2 separate regions of the Homo sapiens genome follow, and region 1 is linked to region 2. The links are chromatin contacts, found by Hi-C or POLR2A ChIA-PET in ENCODE. All regions are on one chromosome and are shown on one strand. Each heading gives the region's core, a stretch centred on a gene start or an enhancer-like site at or near the end of the contact. The rest is flanking DNA. Distances are from core to core; before and after follow the strand shown. Region 1 holds the start of DUSP7 (dual specificity phosphatase 7). Region 2 holds the start of IP6K2 (inositol hexakisphosphate kinase 2).

Region 1 (4,487 bases), core at 694-3,193, 3.3 Mb after region 2:
ACACTTCGGGGCCCCCAGCCATGGCACCAGCTTTAGGGCACTTGAGGACAGGCCCCAGCTAATTCCTCTTCTGCAGCTCCCACGCACACCTAGCACCCATGGGTGTTCAGTAACAGCTAAGTGGTAAAGAAAAGCAGACAACCCCATCTTAGCCAGCACCTCTGGGTTGGCAAACTCCTCTTATAGATGAGACCACAGGTGCCAGAGCCACATCTGGCTCAGTTAGAGGCAGAGAGGTCCTGGGCTTCCTGAACGGGAGTCTAGTGGTTGCCCAGCCCCGAAACTACAGCTGGGGAGGGTAGTGGGAAGGTACTGGCTGGCCCCTTCCCCCAGCAGGGGCAGGTTTTTGAAGGGGGTCCTGGCTCCACTTCTCTAGAACCCTCCCTTAGAACACAAGCCCCACCCCCAGCCTTGGACCTGCAGCGGGGGAGGGCCACTGGGGCGATACAGGGACAGGAGAAATGGGGAGCCCCTTGCAGCGAGGCATGGGCCCTGCGCCCGAGGGTGCCGCAGGCCTCCCCTCCCCTCCCGCCCGCCCCGCTGCCAGCAAGAGGCCATTTTGGAATGTTAATTGGAAACACCGGCCTCAGCCACTCGCCCCCCGGTGCTACCTCTCCCTTCTGCAAGCTCCGGGGCAGCAGGCTAGGGACCTGGGGGTCCCGAGAGACCCGGGCCAGGGCAATGGAGCCTGCCCATACCCTGCCCCAAGCGCCTCCTAGAGGCGGCAATTCTCCGGTGGAAGAAGCAATTCCCGGATCCAGGAGACCCCAACCCAAATGGTCTCCATGCGCTGGAGGTGAGGATGGTGCTATGAAAGGTGCCCTTCCTGATCCTGGCCTTCCAGAAACACGAATTCTAGGCTGGACTTGGGCGCCCTGCCGCTTTTAGGGTTCTGGGAGGCGGCGCCTTCCACCTCTGAGGGGCTCCACTGGAGCCCAGGCACTACTGTCGCCCCATCAACAGGAAAAAAAAGGAAACCCCAGGCAGGGGAAAGTTTGTTCCACCCACTCGAATCGTGCCGAGAAAGGGGGCGCAGAGGGAGCCCCGCGCCTGCCAAACCACACAGTGGGGACCCGGCTCCAGGAGGGCGGATGCGGGCCGGGGACGACGTGGCGCCCAGAGGGGCAGGCCGAGCGCGTGGAGAGGAAAGCGCCTCCAAGGGGGGCGTCAGGGAGTCGCGGGGGGGCCCCGATCCCGTAAGGCGTCTCGGTGCCGCCCTCACCTTGGAGGTAGTAGGCCTGGCAGCCGTCGTCGCGCAGCTTCTGTAGGAGCAGGCCGAGCACGGAGGCGGGAGCGCCGGGCTCGGGCTGCCACTCGGCCGTGGCCTCGTCGTAGAGCAGCACGGTGGCCGCCTTGCAGCGCGTGGCGAAGCGCTCCTTGTCGGCGTGGTTGGGGATGATGGAGCGGATGGGCAGGTTGCCCTTGCGCAGGCGGCGCAACATGAGGCCCGGGATGGCCAGGTTGATGGCCGTCTCGATGTGCGACGACTCGAAGAGCTCGTGCGGCCGGCAGTCGAGCAGCAGCAAGGACGCGCCGCCGCGCGCCTCCAGCTCCTCCTGCAGCCACTCGGCGCTCTTGCAGGGCATGGCCCCTGCCCCCGTCGCCGCGCCCGCCCCGGTGCCTGCGCCGGACCCCGACCCCGCACCGGGCTCGGACCCCGCCCGGGTGCCCCCAGCCGCCGCCGCCCCCGAAGTCGACATGTGCGCCCGCGCTGGGGGGCCGCGGAGCTGGTTTTTCATGGGGAGCGCGGGCGGCCCGGGGCCGGGGCCGGGCAGCCCTGCCCTGGGACGGCGCCCCGGCCGCGCGGGCCCCAGCCGCGTCTCCGGGCGCCCGCCTCCCGCCGAGCTGCGCGCCCGCCGCCCCGGCCTCCCGGCCTCCCGGCCTCCGTCCCGCCCGCCCGCCCGGCCCTCCGCGCGCACCGCGGCCTGACAGCCCCAATTAAACGGCGGCTCCGGCGGCCGCGCGCCGAGGCGTTCTCCGGGGGGCGGGGCCGCGGGGGCCGGCGCCCGGGCTTAAAGGCGCAGCGCCTCCACCGCCCCTCCCCACGGGGTATGCGGGCGCGCTCGCGACCCGAGCCCGGGAGACCAGCGGCGGGGCCCTCCCCCACCGCCTCCGCACCGTTGCCCCCTGGACTAGCTCGGAGCTGACTACGATCCGCCTAGGGACCCCGGCCTAGACGCCCTCATGGGTTCACTCTGCGCGTGCTCCCAAGCTCTTCTGGACACTGCGGGAAGAGAGGCCCTGGGGGCGTCCTATGCCTGGCACCCCCACCCCACATTCACAACAGCATAGTTTTCCTGGGACGGGGCGTGGTGGGGGGGATGGTCAAGCTGAGCAACCTCTCCTCCTCCCGCCTGTCATCCCATTCATTTTTTCTGTCATCGAGTTCATTCAACAAATGAGAACTGAACGCCTACTACGTGCCAGGCACTGTGCTAGGCGGTCACCGTTTCAGAGGACCTCATCGTTCCCCTGACGGTCACAGGCTCCAGACCTGAGGGAGAGCGTCTCACGCCAGCAGGCCTGATGGGAAATCAGGACCTGGGCAACTGGCGGGGTAGGAAGACTCAGGGCCGTGCCACCTTCCGTGGGCAGGTGTGGAGAAATCCTAGAAAGGACCAGCTTTGGGAAGGGATCGCGAGCCCTTTAAGAAAGCTTTACAAGCGGGGTGGTGACAGGCGCCCAGTGAAGCGCCACGTGACTTTTTCCACGGGGCCGGTGGGAGGGGAATGCTCCTTTATAATCAGCTTTCCTTCCCCTGCCTCCCTCTCAACGGACCAATCAACTTCCGCGGTAGGCGGGCGCCTGCCATGCAGATGGCCAATCCTGGCCGAAAGAGGCGGTGGCGGAGGGAGGCGGGGCCCGCCGCGGTTTCCACCCAGGGCGGGGAAGTGGGCGGGGCCTCCGCCCGCCCTGTGTGTCGATTTGCAGGCAGGCGGGGCAGCGGAGGTGAATGGACCCGCAGGTAGCGCTAGAACAAAGCGGCTAGACGCAGGCGGCGCGCTTGCGTAGGACCTGCAGTGCTTTCCCTACGGAGCCAGGGTGGCAGCTTGAGGCTGGACCCTGCCGTCTATCTGGTCCATTCTTTTGCCTGGCGGGGTGCCCCTCCTTGGGGCTTAACCCCCCGACTCCGCCCGAGGCTGGTCGGCTCTGAGACACCTTGCCCCCATCCCTGACTGGGGGAGCGGTGGTGCTTGAGGGACGGCCTCTGGAACCCCGAGGATTTGAGCTTTCCGCTAACCTCTGACCAGAAGGCACGAAAAGGGGTGACTCAGGAGCAGTCCCCGCCTGTCTTTCAAGCGAGGGATAGTCTTTCGGAAGAGTTTCATCCTGGGCCACAGGGCTGTATCCCAAAGGAGCAGGGGTCTCTCCCACAGTCACATTCTCAGAGTGTGAAAGGAGAAGCAACTCTCCGCCCAAGGTTGTCCTGGGGGTCCTGGGCCTGTGGAAAGAGCTTCCAGGGCCCAAGATGCCAAGACCCAGATTCTGTCCTGCCACTTGCAGGTGTGTCCTGTGACCTTAGTATGGTTCTTCCCTCTGGGCCTTGGGTCTCCCAGTGTAGGAGAGTGCTAGTGTGGACTGAGCCCAATCCGTCTATGAATCCATCCGGCTGGGAGGACGTGGTCTGAGGACAGGCCTCTCGGCTGGCAGGCTGGATGCTGCTTGTCAGGGATGGAGGCAGCACTCAAAAAAGAGGCCTGAGCAAACTCCCAGGGGAGGGTGAGCTGCTGAGCAGTGCACCATTCACTCAGCAAGCCTTGCTGAGGGCCTCCTGAGTACCAGCCTGCCTGGAGCCGGAGTGACAACAGTGGAGCCTCCATCCTCCACTCAGGCCTGGCTACCTCTCCCCTCTGCTCCACCATGGGGTTGGATGCCGGTCTGGGTGCTCTCCCAGGCCTACCACAGGATGAACACAGACCCCTCTTTCTCTAGGGCAGAGACTGGTCTTGGTGTTCCCTCCCCAGACGGGTCCATGGTAGCTCAAGAAGGTGTCAAGTGCCCAATAAGTCAGGGTGACATCCCTGAGGGGCAGGCCAGAGTCACATCAACAGAAGGCTCATGCTGTCCTCAAGTGAGACTGGGCGCGTGTCCCACGGCGCTGAAGCATACTCGCTTCTGAGTGCCTGGTGAGGAATGGGCCATTGCTCTCACTAGCAAGGGAACAACTGAAATGGGAGCCTCCTCTGAGCCTCCCCAGCCCCCACTACCCAGGCATGAGGAAGAACTACCCTAGAGAGAGGAAAGGGGTCCCGCCATCCCTCACATTAGCCTGCAATGACTCCTGTCTCTCTCCCTTTAGACTCCTGTAGTGGGGGATACACCCTGGAGGAGAGATCTGTGAGAATGTGTGAAAAGCTCCTGCAGCAGGAGGAGAGGGCGTCCTCTAACAAGGAGGTAAAGAGAGGCAGATTTGGATGAGTGCAGGAGAAGGGGGAGCATGTGGAGAGGGGGTGACAGTGGAAGCAAAGGGTTGGCAGGAAAATTAA
Region 2 (4,732 bases), core at 1,211-3,710:
TGGCGTGAACCCGGAAGGCGGAGCTTGCAGTGAGCCGAGATCGCACCACTGCACTTCAGCCTGGGCGACAGAGAGAGACTCCGTCTCAAAAAAAAAAAAAAAAAAAAAGTAGGGCAGTGATGGGGATAGGCACAGTGTAGATGAAACAAGATTGGCCAGGAATTAGTAACTACTGAAGCTGGTTATGGATGACAGACCCAAATCAACTGTGCATCATCTCGGCAAATTGACTTCTCCAAATCCTGAAGTGGGCTCTAAACTCAATTTTTGGAGAGAAGGACATTTCCTTGCCACCAGAATATACTGTAAAACACAACTACTTCTTATTACTTTTATTATATGGTACACAAATAGGCAAAAACATAATTTAAAAAAACAAAAACATGCTTTAAAATGTAATAACATGAGAATAATCATCTGCTTACTTTCTAATGTATAAGAGTGTGTTCAATTTGTTACCCAAGATTATCCCACTAGGTGAAATAACTTCACTTAAAGGGAAAATTCTTCCCCAGTGCATCCTCTTTATGAGCCAAACAATGGAAAATTTTCACCTCAGTAAGCTGGCCTCAGGGAGGTTCAGGCTCATCCCTGTTGCCTAGATACCAGTGACATCTCAGGAGCTTACAGAAGGCTCTGGCATCCCTCTTGGAAGGGAGACTGGCAAAGGTTCATCAGTCAGTGGTTGCTCCTTCTTTCCTGGCACATTCCACTGCTCAGACAGATACAGGGCTAGCATACAGTGTACCTGTCTGTCACCTAGGAAGCTTTGAAACACAAAAGAAATCTATTATATCTGTTACACTGATTTCTAGATCTCCCAGGTCCCTGCCTTGCTCCCTCCCTACCCAGGCCCTGCATAAAAAACAAACCAAACAAACAAAAAGCTAGTTTCTACAATTGTATTAACTCTAGTCAGTGTTCTTATCCATTTCATTTCTTTCTCTCTCTCTCTTTTTTTTTTTTTTTTTGTAGAGACAGGGTGTTGCTATGTTGCCCAGGTTGATCTTGAACTGCTGGGCTCAAGTGATTCTCCATTTGATTTCTAACAATGCCTGTGAATTCTAAAGTCACAAAGCAGGTAAATCTATCGAAATGACAATGTCAGACAAGACCACAGAAAATAGAAAAAAAATTTTAAATGACAGTTAACAGTTTAACTTTTTCTCAAAAAAAAAAAAAGTTACTAGGCCATCAATTTGCCTATTATGTCAAATGTGATAAAGTATTCATTTGGCCCTTTCTAACTCTGATAGTGGCTAAAGTTAAAACAACACCCTGAAGCTTCTCTTTAAATACTTAACACCCAAGTTACACGATGCAATTATACAAACCCCACAGCAACAACCTATATAAATAAGCATCTTAGTTCACTTAAAATATTACCTGGCTACAACTGCAAATACAGCAAACATTTTAAACACTAGAATTCAACAAAATTACTGTAATCATGGTCCTCTATTAAAAATATCATAGAACCGATGATCTACAACATTTTTGTTACCACGTTCCAAAGTGCCAGTACTTTTTCTTAAAACTATTCAAGATGATTTTTTGTTCTGTGTACATTCTGCTACGGAAATGTTTAATTCCAAGCAGTGACTAGTTCTGTTTTCCCTGGTATTTAAGAGCACTGGATTTTACTGGTTTCTACATTTTATTTTCACTCACTTTTCTGCTAGTGTAGCTTAGTTGATATATGAGAACGAATACAATCCTAAAATGAAATAAGCCATTAGGATGCAAAAGACAAAAGCGGTCTGTAATCAAACGTAAAGAGTGGAAATATCACTATAAAGGTGTCCTCTTATCCATTTAAAGGCATTTTTTCTATAATAAGGTTAAGTGTGTAGATTCCCTCATCGAACACCATCTGACGGGCCCAAATGGCATTCAACACTCAAAATGGCTGCACATCTGCCGACCCCAGGTAACAGTACCTGAGGCGCTGAGCTGACTCCCTATCCAAAGATCCGGGAAGACCCCTCCACCCGCCAAATATCTGGGGAGATCGTGGCCGCCAATGACCTGGGGAGACCCCTCAATGACACCGTAGATCTTGCGCTTCCCAAGACCCGGGGAGATCTCAATGACCAGGAAAGATCCTGCCCTCCCCCAAACCCGGGAGACCCCCTCCAATGACCGGGGAGGATGCTGGACCCCCAAAACCACGGAAATCCCTCCCCCAATGATCAGAAGAAAAACCCTCCTCCCAAATGACCCAGGGAAATCGAATCCACAGGGACCCCGGGAGATTTCCCCCACAATGACCACGGAAGAAGTCTTTCCCAAATAACCTGGGAGACTCCAATGATCAGAGATCCCGTTTCCCAGTAGCCTGAAAAAATCTCCCTCAAAGCTCCTCGGGCACTAGGGCCATAGGACGCGAGCTTTACCTGCCGCCTCAGCCGGGTTCCTCGGCGTTTCCGTCCTATTGTTTCTCTCGCACCAAAATGGCTGCGGCCAGGCCGAGCCCCGCCCCCTGCACCTCGCTCCCGGTGCCCCTCACTATTGGCTCGTCCTAGGAGCTGCGCACGCGGACTGGACAGCCTGAAAGGCGCTGTTGCTAGGGTGCCAGGATTCGCTGCAGCAGCTTCCGGAAAAGGCGGTGACTGGGGGCGGGGCCAGAGAGGGCGGAGCATTGTCCTCCGTCTGGGAGGGTGGGCCGGAGGTCTGACGGGCGGTTGGGTGGATAGACTAGCTGCGGGCCGATGGACAGCAGGATACCTGGGAAACAGATGGATTGACCAACAGTCTTGGTTTGTTCAGTAGTGAGCGATTTCGCAGGATGCAGGAATTTCAATGCTAACACAGAGACAGTCCACTACAAACTGGGAAGTTGGTCACTCTAGCAGATGGACAGAAGACTGGATGTGAATAGACGGAAAGAGGGACAAAAGAGTGCCTGTAGACGGTGGACAAAGAAATGGTTATAGATACAGACAGACAGATTATTAGATATGGAAGGGTGGACAGAGAAGTGGCCATAGAGTTTTCTGGGGACTGGTGGATGACCCAGTGCCCAACCCAGCTCCCACCAAGCACCACACCACAGGGCTTGTCTGAGGCTCATTTGTCTTGGGCCTGTGTTGGACAGAAGGGCTCTCACCTGAGTGAATGTCAGCATAGCTGTGAAAGGCAAAGGAGAGGGTTAGTGCCACTGAGAATGGGCAGAGCCTCCTACCTGATCTCTGCTCTTTCTGTAAAGGAGAACAATGTTGCAGCCCTGTGTACTGGGCATTTGCAAAGGTGTAAATTCACTCATACACTTTTTAATTCAACAAGTATTTATTAAGCACTTACACTCGGTATTGGAAATACAGCAGTGAACAAAAAAGGAAAATAAATAAATATCCCTGACCTTATAACAGTGGATAGGAGAGACTTCTGTGAGCAGCTCCTCTCACCTTAGCATGTGGTTTCCAGGGCTCCATGTCCTCCTGGTTTCCTCCAGTCTCACCAGTTTCTCATCTGTGTGTTTTCTCTTTGTCTACACTCACTCTTCCAAAATCTTATCCAGGCTCATGACTTCAAATGCCACCTACATGTCAATCACTCCTAAAAGTGTTTGTCCAGTCCAGACCCTTCCTGAGTGGCAGATTCACTAGTCCCACTGTCAACTAGACATCTGCACTCTGACTTCCAGTTGCTGGCATCTCAAACGCAACTTGTGCTACCCTAACACTGGCTCATCCGCCAAACCTACTTCACCCCACTTTCCCCAAATTGAGTGATAGCATCTCAGCCCTTCTTATTGCTCAAGTCAAACACCTCAAAGTACCCCTTGACTACTCTCTTTCCCATCTATATTCAGTGCACCAGGAAGGTCTGCTGTCTCCATCAGCATCATCTACCCAGAATGAAATCACTTCTTGCCACCTCCATACCTTTCACTGAGTCCAAACTGCCACCATTTCTCTTGAGTGCAATGTCACAGCTGCCTCCTGGTCTCCTCTTGCTGCCCCTGATGCCTTCAGTCTGTTCTGCACACATCAGCCTGTGAATACATGAGTCAGATCCTCCCATTCCCTGCTCAGAACCCTGGAGTACTTCCTCCCCAAGGGAAAACCAGAGACATCAGGACCTTCATAATTCCCTATCACCCCCCCGACTGTATCTCCCCGGCCAGCTTTTGGCCTTGCTGCTCAATCTCCCAGTGTTCCTCACACATCACACCCCATGCACTCTCCTGCACAGTGTATGAGTTATGGTTGTTCCCATGCCTGGATTGCACAGATTTCCAAAGAGCTGCACCCCAGCTCTCAGAGCCCCTCATTTCAGACTGTAACCTGCCCCACTCTGCCCCCAGCACTCAGTACCACCTTTATCCCCTCATCCTGGCTCTATATGTTTCCATAGCAGTTACCACCTTCTCAGAATTTTTTTTTTTTGAGACATAATCTTGCTCTGTCACCCAGGCTGCAGTGCTATGACATTGCAACCTCCGCTTCCAGGGTTGAAGCGATTCTCATGCCTCAGCCTCCCAAGTAGCTGGGATTACAGGCGTGTGCCACCACACCCGGCTAATTTTTCTATTCTTCAATAGAGACGGGGTTTCACCATGTTATCCAGGCCAGGCTGGTCTCAAACTCTTGGCCTCAAGTGATACACACTCCTTGACCTCCCAAAGTGCTGGGATAACAGGCATTAGGCACCGTACCCGGCCGCTTCATAGCAGTTACCACCTTGGGGCCGCCCTAGCATTAATTCACTCTTCCATTCCTTTCACAAG

The links. A loop is a pair of places that touch in the nucleus more often than their neighbours do. ChIA-PET counts read pairs that join two places held with the same protein, here RNA polymerase II (POLR2A). Pooled maps may share reads with other maps.
Region 1: a loop to region 2 is called in a pooled map, with 15 times the contacts of the local background. The contact joins the promoter of DUSP7 here to the promoter of IP6K2 in region 2. A Hi-C loop is called at or near these places in 5 of 50 pooled maps. POLR2A ChIA-PET finds 5 or more read pairs at or near these places in 2 of 52 experiments (Caco-2 and OCI-LY7).

Annotation. Positions count from the first base shown.
Region 1 is chr3:52,054,628-52,059,114 of GRCh38, forward strand. DUSP7 (dual specificity phosphatase 7) reads right to left here and starts at 1,944. Exons shown (of 3, transcript NM_001947.4): 1 at 1,223-1,944. The coding sequence starts at 1,739. RefSeq lists silencers at 455-524, 1,235-1,284, 1,605-1,664, 1,865-2,244, 2,645-3,004.
Region 2 is chr3:48,714,761-48,719,492 of GRCh38, forward strand. IP6K2 (inositol hexakisphosphate kinase 2) reads right to left here and starts at 2,461. Exons shown (of 6, transcript NM_016291.4): 1 at 2,397-2,461.